Linked DNA regions of Homo sapiens: region 1 is linked to region 2. The links are chromatin loops, found by intact Hi-C in ENCODE. Cell type or tissue: endothelial cell of umbilical vein. All regions are shown on one strand. Each heading gives the region's core, and the rest is flanking DNA. Links, peaks and the distances in the headings are about the cores only. Region 1 has its middle 100 kb from the start of IKZF1. Region 2 overlaps DDC (dopa decarboxylase).

Evidence for each region. A loop is a pair of places that touch in the nucleus more often than their neighbours do. Peaks named below come from ENCODE experiments on the same cell type or tissue, not always from the same donor. Only the 100,000 strongest peaks of a DNase experiment are listed, where the experiment ranks them.
Region 1: a loop joins it to region 2, with 6 times the contacts of the local background. A loop is called at or near these places in 6 of 110 quality-filtered maps.

Annotation. Positions count from the first base shown.
Region 1 is chr7:50,202,129-50,207,502 of GRCh38, reverse strand. No RefSeq gene overlaps it. Among named protein-coding and RNA genes, the nearest start is that of IKZF1, 100 kb to the left of the region's middle. RefSeq lists a silencer at 655-704 and enhancers at 11-940, 1,721-1,900. In endothelial cell of umbilical vein, for the core only: a CTCF peak has its summit at 1,997 (motif pointing left); a DNase peak (open chromatin) is centred at 1,962.
Region 2 is chr7:50,465,068-50,470,441 of GRCh38, reverse strand. DDC (dopa decarboxylase) reads left to right here. Exons shown (of 15, transcript NM_001082971.2): 12 at 271-369; 13 at 3,127-3,228. Among named protein-coding and RNA genes, the nearest start is that of FIGNL1, 17 kb to the right of the region's middle. In endothelial cell of umbilical vein, for the core only: a CTCF peak has its summit at 2,250 (motif pointing left); a DNase peak (open chromatin) is centred at 2,241.

The DNA of each region.
Region 1 (5,374 bases), core at 64-5,063, 260 kb after region 2:
CCCAGGAGCATGAGCTCCCCATACACTGTGCACCCCAGGGTGTTTCTGCCCAGGGGCAGGCTAACGTGCAGTGGGGGCTGCGGCCTAACGTGGACTAGAAGGCCTTGGGTCCTGGTGCCAGAGAGCTCACCTCTCCCTCCTTCCTCGGCATCGCGGCCTTCCCCATGGAGGTCCCATCATCTGCCGCTGCTGCTTTGTCTTAGAAAACTCAGGGACACTCACTCACTGCCCCTGCTTCATGCCCCTCGTGCGTCCACACCACACAGTGGCTTATAGGGTACCCACTCCACGAGGGAGCTTAGGCAGATCCTGATGGGACAGAGAAACAAAAGCAGGAGCCCATTTCCAGCAGCGTTGCGTTCCGGGGGGTTCCTCTCCTAATCCAGGGGACAGAGGAGCTCACCGGTGATACTGCTGTGAGGGGAGAGGTGCGGCGATAGAGGGTGCTGTGGGACTCCCCAAGGACCCCATCGGCCTGGTGGGGGCTGGGGGTGGGTAGCCTAAGGTCAATTCCATCCCAGATTTATCTGGCCCAGCTCATCAGTCCCAGGAGGGATGCCTGGTGCTTCCTTCTCTCGATCCCCCATTCTCCCCGAGCCCAGTCAACGCCTGTGCAATGTGATGAGTCGCTCCGTGTTTAGGGAAGCGACTCATCACGGGTCCAGCACCCTTCACAAGCTGCCCCGTGTTCCTTTTTAGCTTCACCCCCACCCCCCACTTTGCACACACTCTACACACTGCAACCTCAGCCGACTTCCGTGGCCAGCTATGCAGGGTCTTGTTGGCCAGGCTGCTCCTCTGCCTGGAATAACCTCATCTTCCTCCCTGGCAGGCAAGTGTGAGTCACACAGGGCTTCAAAACATACTAAAATGTCACCTTCTCTTTGAACTTACCTGCCCCTCTTCCTGGCTTGCCCTCCCCCATCCACAGCCGATGCTGTCTCCTTTTGAACTCCCGTCAACTGGGTAAGACTTTGGTGCTGGCACTGCCTAGGTACATCGTAATAAACAAGTGCTTATTCACAATAGCAAAACAAACCTGGAGCCCATCAACAGTGGACTAGGTAAGGAAAACATGATACCTATACACCGTGGAATACTACACAGCTGTAAAAATGATATCATGTCCTTTGCAGCAACATGGATACAGCAGGAGGCCATTATCCTAAGTGAATTAACACAGGAGCAGAAAACCAAATACCGCATGTTTTCACTTGTAAGAGGGAGCTAAACATTGGGCACACATGAACATAAAGATGGCAGTAACAGACATGGGGGACTACTAGAGAGGGAGGGAGGGAGGGAGGGGGAAAGACTGAAAAACTACCTATTGGGCACAATGCTCACTACCCAGCTGATGGGATCAATTGTACCCCAAACCTCAGCATCAAGCAATATATGCACGCAACAAACCTGCACGGGTACCCCCTGAATCTAAAATAAAAGTTGAAGTGAAAGACAGAAAGAAAGAAAAAGAAAGAAAGAAAGAAAGAAAGAAAGAAAGAAAGAAAGAAAGAAAGAAAGAAAGAAAAGAAAGAAAGAAAGGAAGAATGAGAAAGAAGGAAGGAAGGGAGAGAGAGAAAGAAAGAAAGAAAGAAAGAAAGAAAGAAAGACAGACAGACAGACAAACAAGTGCTCCGCGAGCTCCAGGAGGGCAGGAGCTGATTTCATTCCCTGCAAATCCTTGTGCCTGGCTGGGTGCCAGCACACAGTGGGTGCTCAAAACATGTGGGCTGATGGAAGAAGAGAATTTGCTTCCATCACTACAACTGTGAAGTCCTTTAAGATAGCAATGTGATAGACTTGACCCCTGTAGAAAGCAGAGCCACGCTGAATAGAATCAGCTGATTTTTTTTTTTTTAACATCTGGCGAATGATTTCATGGGATCTGGCCTCAGTTTCCTCCCTGAGAGCGTGATGCGGGATTCTGTCTGTGGGCTCCGCATTGGTTGATTCAAGGACCTGGTCAGTACTGCCATCTGGTGGCCGTTTACCCCATTTGCAGATTGGGCTCTTAAAAGCTCCAGCACAGTAATTCTGCAATCATTATTATTTATTTATTTTGGTAAAATTCCCATTTTTTTCCCAACTCACAGGGGAAGAAAAAATACTTTTAGTGTGAGAGGGAGAGGATTTCCTCACCATTATTTCCCTCCTAAAATCCCACCCCCACCCAGACCTGCACAGTCCACAAGGAGAGCCCATGACGAATAGCCTGGCCTTGGTGGAAACCCACGGCACTCTCTGGCTGTCTGCACTTATGCATCTCCGAGGAGAGCAGAGATCGCCTTATCAGACCTCCCGCAGCGAGGTAAGCTTCAACTCCAAGGTCAGGAGCAGCTCAGGCTAGGAGTGGGCCAGCGACCCATTCTGTGCTCTGCTGCAGGCCCCTAAATGCAGCATTTGATTTCTCTTAGGACAAAATGAAGGCTTGTTAAATATATATATATATTTAAAAGGCAAGCACAGCCAACCAGTGCCACTCTCATTGCTTTATCTCTCCTTGTAACCCTACAACAGTCAATGGAAAGACAAAATGTGGGCTGCTAATTCCTCCTTCCTGGGACTTCAGGTCGGCATCTCCTCATTACAGCCATCATTCTAGAAATTAATGACTATGCTCTTTGTTCTTTGATACTTGCAGCGATGATCTAGGCCCTTAAATGCAGGGCTTAAGTTCCCCTCAAAAACCAGGGCTATGTCGGCAGGCTAGTCAGACTGTCTGGAAGAGCAGCCAACAGGAAGTCGTAGATTGTCTGTGCTTCTTCTGAGTTTGGATGCGTCTTTACCAGAAAACTATACTGTCTTCCACAGCAGCTTTCAACTCATGATCCTCCCTCTTGTCCCTCTTAGCAAACCACTACCAAGTGGCATTTTAAGATGTCAAAAAATCCCAGCATAGAATTGCTTCATTGTGAGTGCTGGTGCTGGCACACAGTGGGTGCTCAAAACTTGTGGGCCCAATGGAAGAGCATTTGCTTTTATCACTCTACAACTGTGAACGTCTTTATGTTTTCTCTGTACCTGAATTATAACAAGGCAAGGATTGGGGCTGATTCTGGGATTTTGGGACAGTTAAGGCAGCCAATGGAATCTGTTAGCACGAGTATTTCCTAGTCTTCCTGTGAGAAACAGAAGGAGGGACCCTTGAAATGAGGTCCCTGGGGCTCTTGGTTGAGGACCTGAAAGAAATGAGAGAAAGATGGATCTGAGCCTTTTAGGAAGACGTCTTCATTTGAGGTAAGGTTTTGTCTTAGGGCCCTACATTCCCAGCAACAGGCTCAGGGGATACCTCTGCAGACCACACAGGGAGATTTGCTCATTCATCCATCCATTCACTTATGCAAACGATGATCATAAACAGCTTGCTGCAGGGACTATGCTGGGTACTGGAAATAGGGCGCTGAGAGAAAATGACCATGGTGCTTGTTTGCAGAAAGCATAGAGCCTCGTGGAGGGAGATGGAGATTAACCAAAGTATCACATAAATGACTGTATGGTTACAACTGAGAATATTATGAAGGCGAGGAACCTATCATACAAGACCATAGAACAGAGGAGCTTTACTCGGCCCAGGAGCCAGCCAGGCTTCACTGCGGAAGGTAATCTTTTATGGAGAACTGATGGGTAAATGGAAATTTACTGGGTAGACAGAGGGGAGAAGAGAGCCTCCCCACCTTCCAGAAGGAACAGAGCTACAAAGGGAGAGAGAAAGAGATCTGAAAGAGGCAGTGTGCGGGATGGAGCCTGGGGGAGAAGGCACAGTTAGCACTGGGGTGGTCTCTGGCCTGGGCAAGCCTCTTGGACAGCAGCCTACAATGCATGGCCAGCCATGCTGAGCTCAGAGAGAGAATCGTACGAGAAAAGTGCAGGCTCCTCACTGACACACAGGATCTCTGTACTAGAGCAGTGCCTGGGGTAAAAGATTAATAGTTGCTTAATAAATTGTTATTGAATGAGTAAATGGAAAAATGCTTGGCCTCAGCCTTGGGAGGTGACTTCTAGCAGGGGGAAGCTCCTACCTCCCTTAGTTTTTCTTCCCCTCATTATCCTCAAGGAAGAGGAGTGCTTTTGTATTGGTCTAGTCCAGGGATATTGATTGGGCCATGTAGTTCTGGTGAGCATTAGACAGAGAGATACAAAATAAACAGGCATTAGGGTGAACACTGTTCTGTGCTTTTGCTCTGGTTCCTGTGTTTTGTATTTGCTTCTCCTTGCTGAACATTTTTCCTGCTACCATCAAAGGAGTAAGGATAATAACAGGGCTAGGCTGAGGAAAACAAAGAAGTAAAGTAGTTTTACTCCTGCTCCCTTCAGTTCAGGCAAGTGGTGTCACTGAAGTGATTCTACGTGGCTTTGAGGCCAACAGTGACACCCAGGGATTTTCTCTTGAGGCTTAGCTTCCCATGGGAAGCTTGCAGGGGTAGGTTGCTGACCCAGGGTCAGATTCAAAATTTAGGAATGCTAAGTGTCAGTCAGTAATCTCTATCTCTTCTATTTTTACTCTTGAAGATGGTGTATGACAGTAGATAGTGTCAGAGGTGAGCATACAAGAGCAGAAGAATGCAATGTGGCTTTGGGGCTCTCCCATCAAGAAGTGGGGTCCATTTCCTGATCCCTGGAGTCTGGACTCAGGAGCAGCCTGTGACTTGCACTGACATCAATGGATAATGAAATGGATGGAGACAGAGTTGTGCAAATTCCAGAAGCTACGCCTTGAGGGCTCTTGCAGATTTTGCTTTTGACCTCTTGAAACTGCCCTGAGACCACTAGGAAGGAATACCTATCTGGTTTTCTGGAGGAAGAGAGTCACATGGAGAAGAACTGAGGCAGCCACCAACTGCCAGACATGTGACCACCAGCTCTGCTGACCCCACAGCTCAAAGAAGCTGCACAGATGAGCTGAGGCCACACTCTTCAGGGAACAATCCGCACAGTCCTGAGAGACAGCAACTCCTTGCTCTTCTGAGCCACTAGGCTTTGGAACAGTTCATTGCCTCTTTTACATGACATACTCTAATTGCATCATCTTGTTCAATGCTCACAACAACCCTGCAAGGTTCTTATTAATTTTCCATTTTACAGATAAGAAAACTGAGCCTCACAGAGTAGATGCAAAACCGTTAAGTGGCAGGACTGGAATTTGCACTCACATCTATGTGGCCCTAAAGGCCACCCTCTCCCCATTTCACTGGCCCATCAAAAACCACAGAGACCAGATAACAAGAGCTTGTCATAGTGCTGACAGCAGAGCTGAGGTCCCAAACTGCAGCATGCTCTGCATTCTTCTGGTCACAGGGCAAAGGCCATCAAAAGGGATCAAGAGAAGACACAGGAGCTTCCAGGATGTCAGAGAAAAAGGATGGGCTTGAAC
Region 2 (5,374 bases), core at 272-5,271:
CGCAAACACCTGTTGAGTGAAAACAATGAACATCACTGGCTCCCAGGTCAACAGTCCCCATCTGTGTTCCTTTCTCTTGGAGATTTGCAAAGAAAGCCTCTGCCCACATCACCGAGGGCCCTGCCATCCAAGACAGGCCATGGCAATGGGAGCAGGTTGGCCACCAGGGAATCGGCTGCCTCCAAGAGAAATAGGCGAGCCGGTGAGCCGAAAAGGAAGCCAGCTTTTAATATCTTCCTCACTGATGGTCTGTTTCATGTTTCATTTCAGCATTGGCAGATACCACTGGGCAGAAGATTTCGCTCTTTGAAAATGTGGTTTGTATTTAGGATGTATGGAGTCAAAGGACTGCAGGCTTATATCCGCAAGGTGACTTTGTTTTTATTATTTATCACGGTAAAATTGCGGAGGTCTTTCGGGACTTTAGAAATAAATTCAAATTTTTTTTCTTTTTTTTTTTTTGAGACAGAGTTTCACTCTTGTCCCCCAGGCTGGAGTGCAATGGCACAATCTCAGCTCACTGCAACCTCTGCCTCCTGGGTTCAAGCGAATCTCCTGCCTTAGCCTCCTGAGTAGCTAGGATTACAGGCATGCGCCATCATGCCCAGCTAATTTTTGTATTTTAAGTAGAGATTGGGTTTCACCATGTTGGTCAGGCTGATCTTGAACTCCTGGCTTCAGGTGATCCACCCACCTCAGCCTCTCAAAGTGCTGGGATTACAGGTGTGAGCCACTGCACCTGGCCTTCAAATGTCTTAATAAGCAAATACATGGCAAGAGAACCAGACTGTAGTTTGGGTTGTTGAGATGAGGTTATTTATAAGATCTGTTAAGTCACTTTCGTTAAGATTGCAGGTTATCAGGTCCAGGAAGATGGTCACAGTAGAAACATCACATAGGTTGTGCTTTAGCCACATCTAGCCAAGAATGAAGTTCATTGAGCAATGGCAATTATGAGAACATAAGGACTGTGTTTTTCTCCCCCAAAATTGCCAGAATAAGATAGATATTCCCTAGTCCAGTGGTTCTCAGACATGCTTCCAGACCAGCAGTGCCGGCCTGCAGTGGGGCCCAGCAACCTCTGTTTTAACAAGCAAACCAGACACCTTCTCTATGCACTAAAATTTGAGAACCACTTATCAGCTCCAAGCCCCACTCCCCTGCTTTTTTTTTTTTTTTTTTTTTTAAAATAACAATTGGCTGGGTGTGGTGGCTCACGCATGTAATCCCGGCACTTTGGGAGGCCGAGGTGGGCAGATCATGAAGTCAGGAGTTCTAGACCAGCCTGGCCAACATAGTGAAACCTTGTCTCTACTAAAAAAAAAATACAAAAAATTAGCCAGGCATGGTGGCAGGCACCTGTAATCCCAGCTACTCGGGAGGCTGAGGCAGAAGAATCACTTGAACCTGGGAGGCAGAGGTTGCAATGAGCAGAGATTGTGCCACTGCACTAAAGCCTGAGTGACAAAGCAAGACTCCGTCTCACCAAAAAAAAAAAAAAAAAAAAAAATGAGGAAACTGAGTCCTGAATATGAGCCTGGATCTGCCTAGAGCCACCCGTTTAGCCAGCTGCAGAAGGCCTGCTGCTGTTCTGCTGGCTCTCTCTGATCCTGGTGTCCTTCCTAAGCTGTGGCCTCATCTTGATGGACAGAGGTCCCCAGGCTTCATGGGAACAAGCACACTTATGATATTCAGCCTTAGTGATGGTAACAGCCCTCCATTTTAAGTCCTGTTGCCACTTCACAACCAGGTGTGCAGGGGCAGGTGTCCCCAGCCACCTCCTCTGTGGCACAGCATATATAAACACATCCATCTGCAAGCTTCATAGAATGCCTAGGATGTGCCATGAACTGCCTACTCCCAAAGCTTCGGTGAGGACAGTTCCAGGAGCTGCCGAGCACTATGAGGACCTGTTTGGGGGCGAGAACTGGGAAAGGAGTATGTATATGAATTCCTGGGTAGGAAATCCCCCTCTACCCATTTGAGACGAATTCAGCTTTTTTGGGGAAAGAAAGCCAAAAAATAAGGGATTTATCTCCCCACAATGATGACGTCTTTAAGCTCAAGGACAACTAGTTATGATCATGCTGGCTCCTGTTTAAAACACACTCCACTTCTTTCTTAAAGGGGACCCAATCCTGCCTTAGGAGCAGAGTCCAGCGATGCTCAAAGCCTGTCTCCTTGGGCGGGAACCGGCTTTCGGGATCGCCCATGAGGCCGAGGTCTTTGGCGCTCTCTGGTGGCATGACGAGGAACCACTCGTATGACACGTGTTTTTGTCCCAGCCACCCCCTGCCCGCGAGGCGCCGCGTTTCCGCAGGTCCTCCCCAGCACCTGCAACATGGGGGCCCTGCTGTATCCGCGGGCTTAGAATGAGCAAGGCACGGGCCTACGCCACGGAGGGCTCCTTCTCCTAGGATCACATGCTGTCTGAATAGCTTCTGAGTTCTATAACTATTTGGAAGTGAAATAAGGTCAGTGTGATATTCAATGAGAGGAAGGCCGTTTCTGAATGTGACAGAGCGGACAGGATGCCCAGCTCTAGGTGGCAAACGCGGAGGAGGAGCAACAGCTGTGGCAGCCACAGAGCTGCAGCTCCATCAGGCTGCCTTAGAATCCTAGCTCAGCCAAGGCCTCCGGGTGCACCTTGGGCATGTCGCTCACCCTCTCCCAGCCTGTTTTCTTATCTCCAAAATGGGGATAATCATGATATCTTCTGTGTTGTGGGCTGTCCTGAGGATGCCGCAGTGGTGAGCGCTGGCACCTCAAGCACAGAGGAGCAACTCGATGGGCATTAGCCATTGTCTCTTCCAGAATGATCAAATACCTCCTCACGGTGTTTATTCTAACATTATAAAAGACAGTTTGGGTGGGATAAGAATAGTCCCATGAACAGAAGAAAATGACAATTGGTGTTCTGAGGACACTAGACCTGTGCTAATGTAGGGAATGAGTTTCTTAGCCTGCCTGGAAACAGCTGGTCAGTGAACGGTAAAAGCACTTGAGGAAAATTGCCAAGAGCGTCTAAATGAATTATACATGGGCAGTCTAATAAGGTTTTCTAGGTAGTTAAGTTCTGAATTAAATGGCCATGAGAAAAACAGATTTTCCCTTTCCTCTTTGAAGCATGTCCAGCTGTCCCATGAGTTTGAGTCACTGGTGCGCCAGGATCCCCGCTTTGAAATCTGTGTGGAAGTCATTCTGGGGCTTGTCTGCTTTCGGCTAAAGGTTTGTCTACATCTATTCCATTCTTCATTTTCTGTGAATGTGACAGAGGGGAAAGTGTTGTTCATTACCTCCATGCTCAAACACTGGCACTGGCTCTCCAGAGATGGCAGAGCAAAGCCTGCATTCTTTGGCCCACCGGCCTGCCCTGCCCCATGCTACACAGCCTTGTTTCCACGCACAGCGGCTGTTCCCGCTTCCTCAAGCCTGCCATGAGACTTCTAACTTACATAGCTTATTGGCCGCAGAATCTTTACCATTTTTCCTTCCTCAAGGCTCCATCCCACACCTCTGCCACTGGCCCTCCTTGGAGGACAGCGGCCTGTCCATAGCCTCACTAATCTGAGTGTCTTCTGTGGATCAACAGCATCAGCATCATCAGCATTGTCTGGGAGCTCCTTAGAAAAGCCAGTCTTGGGCCCCACCCTAGAGCTGCTGGCTGCGCACCTTTACAAGATGCCCACACAGGAGTCTGTTTGACACTGTGTTGTGGCGTGCTGTTATTTTGCTGCCTGATGCTGTGCATTCACCAGGTGAGGGCAGGCTGGCCCACACGGGTTGGGGCATAAGCCATCTCTACTGAGAATCATGATACAGTTCTCAAAAAGGCTCTAAGATGCACTGCACACATGCCCCTTGGTAATCTCCCTTGTGTACACAGAGCCAGGTGAGACCAAATGCTCTGTTTGGTTTATAAGGTTTTTTTTTTTTTTTTTTTTTTTTCTTTTTGGAGACAGAGTCTCCCACTCTGTTGCCCAGGCTGGAGTGCAGTGGTGTAATCTCGGCTCACTGCAACCTCTGCCTCCCGGGTTCAAGTGATTCTCCTGCTTCAGCCTTTTGAGTAGCTGGGATTACAGGTGTGCGCCACCACGCCCAGCTAATTTTTGTATTTTTAGAGATGGGGTTTCACCATGTTGGTCAGGCTGGTCTCGAACTTCTGACCTCGTGATCCACCCGCCTCAGCCTCTCAAAGTGCTGGGATTACAGGCGTGAGCCACTGCGCCCGGCTGAGGTAGCTTTTAATTCACAATCATTTCAAGCCTTTCCAGGAGGCTTCCTTGTTCAAATTAAAGACAGCACTCAGGAGAAGGAGCAGGCTGGGGTCAGTGTCATTGTCAAGGGGCTGCCAGTCAGAGTGTGGCACTGCCACTCCACCTACTATGTCCTTTTGCCTCACCTGACTCTTGGAGCTCTGAGGCGAGGAGGAGCTGCAGCCGTGGGAAAGCCTGCAGGTAGCAGAGCAGGAGAGGAGACTTGAGCCCTTGGAAGAGCACAAAGTGATGAGACCTGGGAGGTGCACAGAGGACCGAGAGGGCAAGACACGCTCTGGATGTTTGTGGGAGGAGCCTCAGTCCATCCATGTCCAGGATGTGTCCAGTCAACCAACCTTAGTGTTGGCATCGTGCTTATTAGACTCATCTGCTGTCAAGCAGTTGTTTTCATTCTTGTTTTTGTTGACAGTTTTCTTCTAGGACTTTTATATTCTATTTTTTTAACAGTTCTATTGAGATATAATTCACTTTGTTCATTTAAAGTTAACATTTGGGCTGGGCGTGGTGGCTCACGCCTGTAATCCCAGCATTTTGGGAGGCCGAGGAGGCCAGATCACTTGAGGTCAGGAGTTCGAGAACAGCCTGACCAACATGGTGAAACCTCGTCTCTACTACAAATACAAAAATTAGTCAGGAGTGGTGGCACATGCTTGTAATCCCAGCTACTCGGGAGGCTGAGGCAGGAGAACCACATTGAACCTGGGAGGCGGAGGTTGCAGTGAGCTGAGATTGTGCTACTGCGCTCCAGCCTGGGCGACAGAGCAAGACTCTGTCTCAAAAAAAAAGGCTACGTTTGAGTATTTTTAGTATATCTACAGAATTGTGCAGCCATCACCACAATCTAATTCTAGAACATTTTCATCCCCCTAAAAGAAACCCCACACCCAGTCATGCCACTTTCCCCATCCTCAGGGCTACTAATCTGTTTTCTGTCTCTGTAGGTTTGTCTATTCTGGACATTTGTATAAATGAAAACATACAACATATTGCCTTTTATGACTGTTTTCTTCACTTAGCATAATGTCGTCAAGGTTATGGCTTTTATTTTATTTGCATAATTTGTAGATGCCACCAAACCCATCTGTGTACTGGTTTCT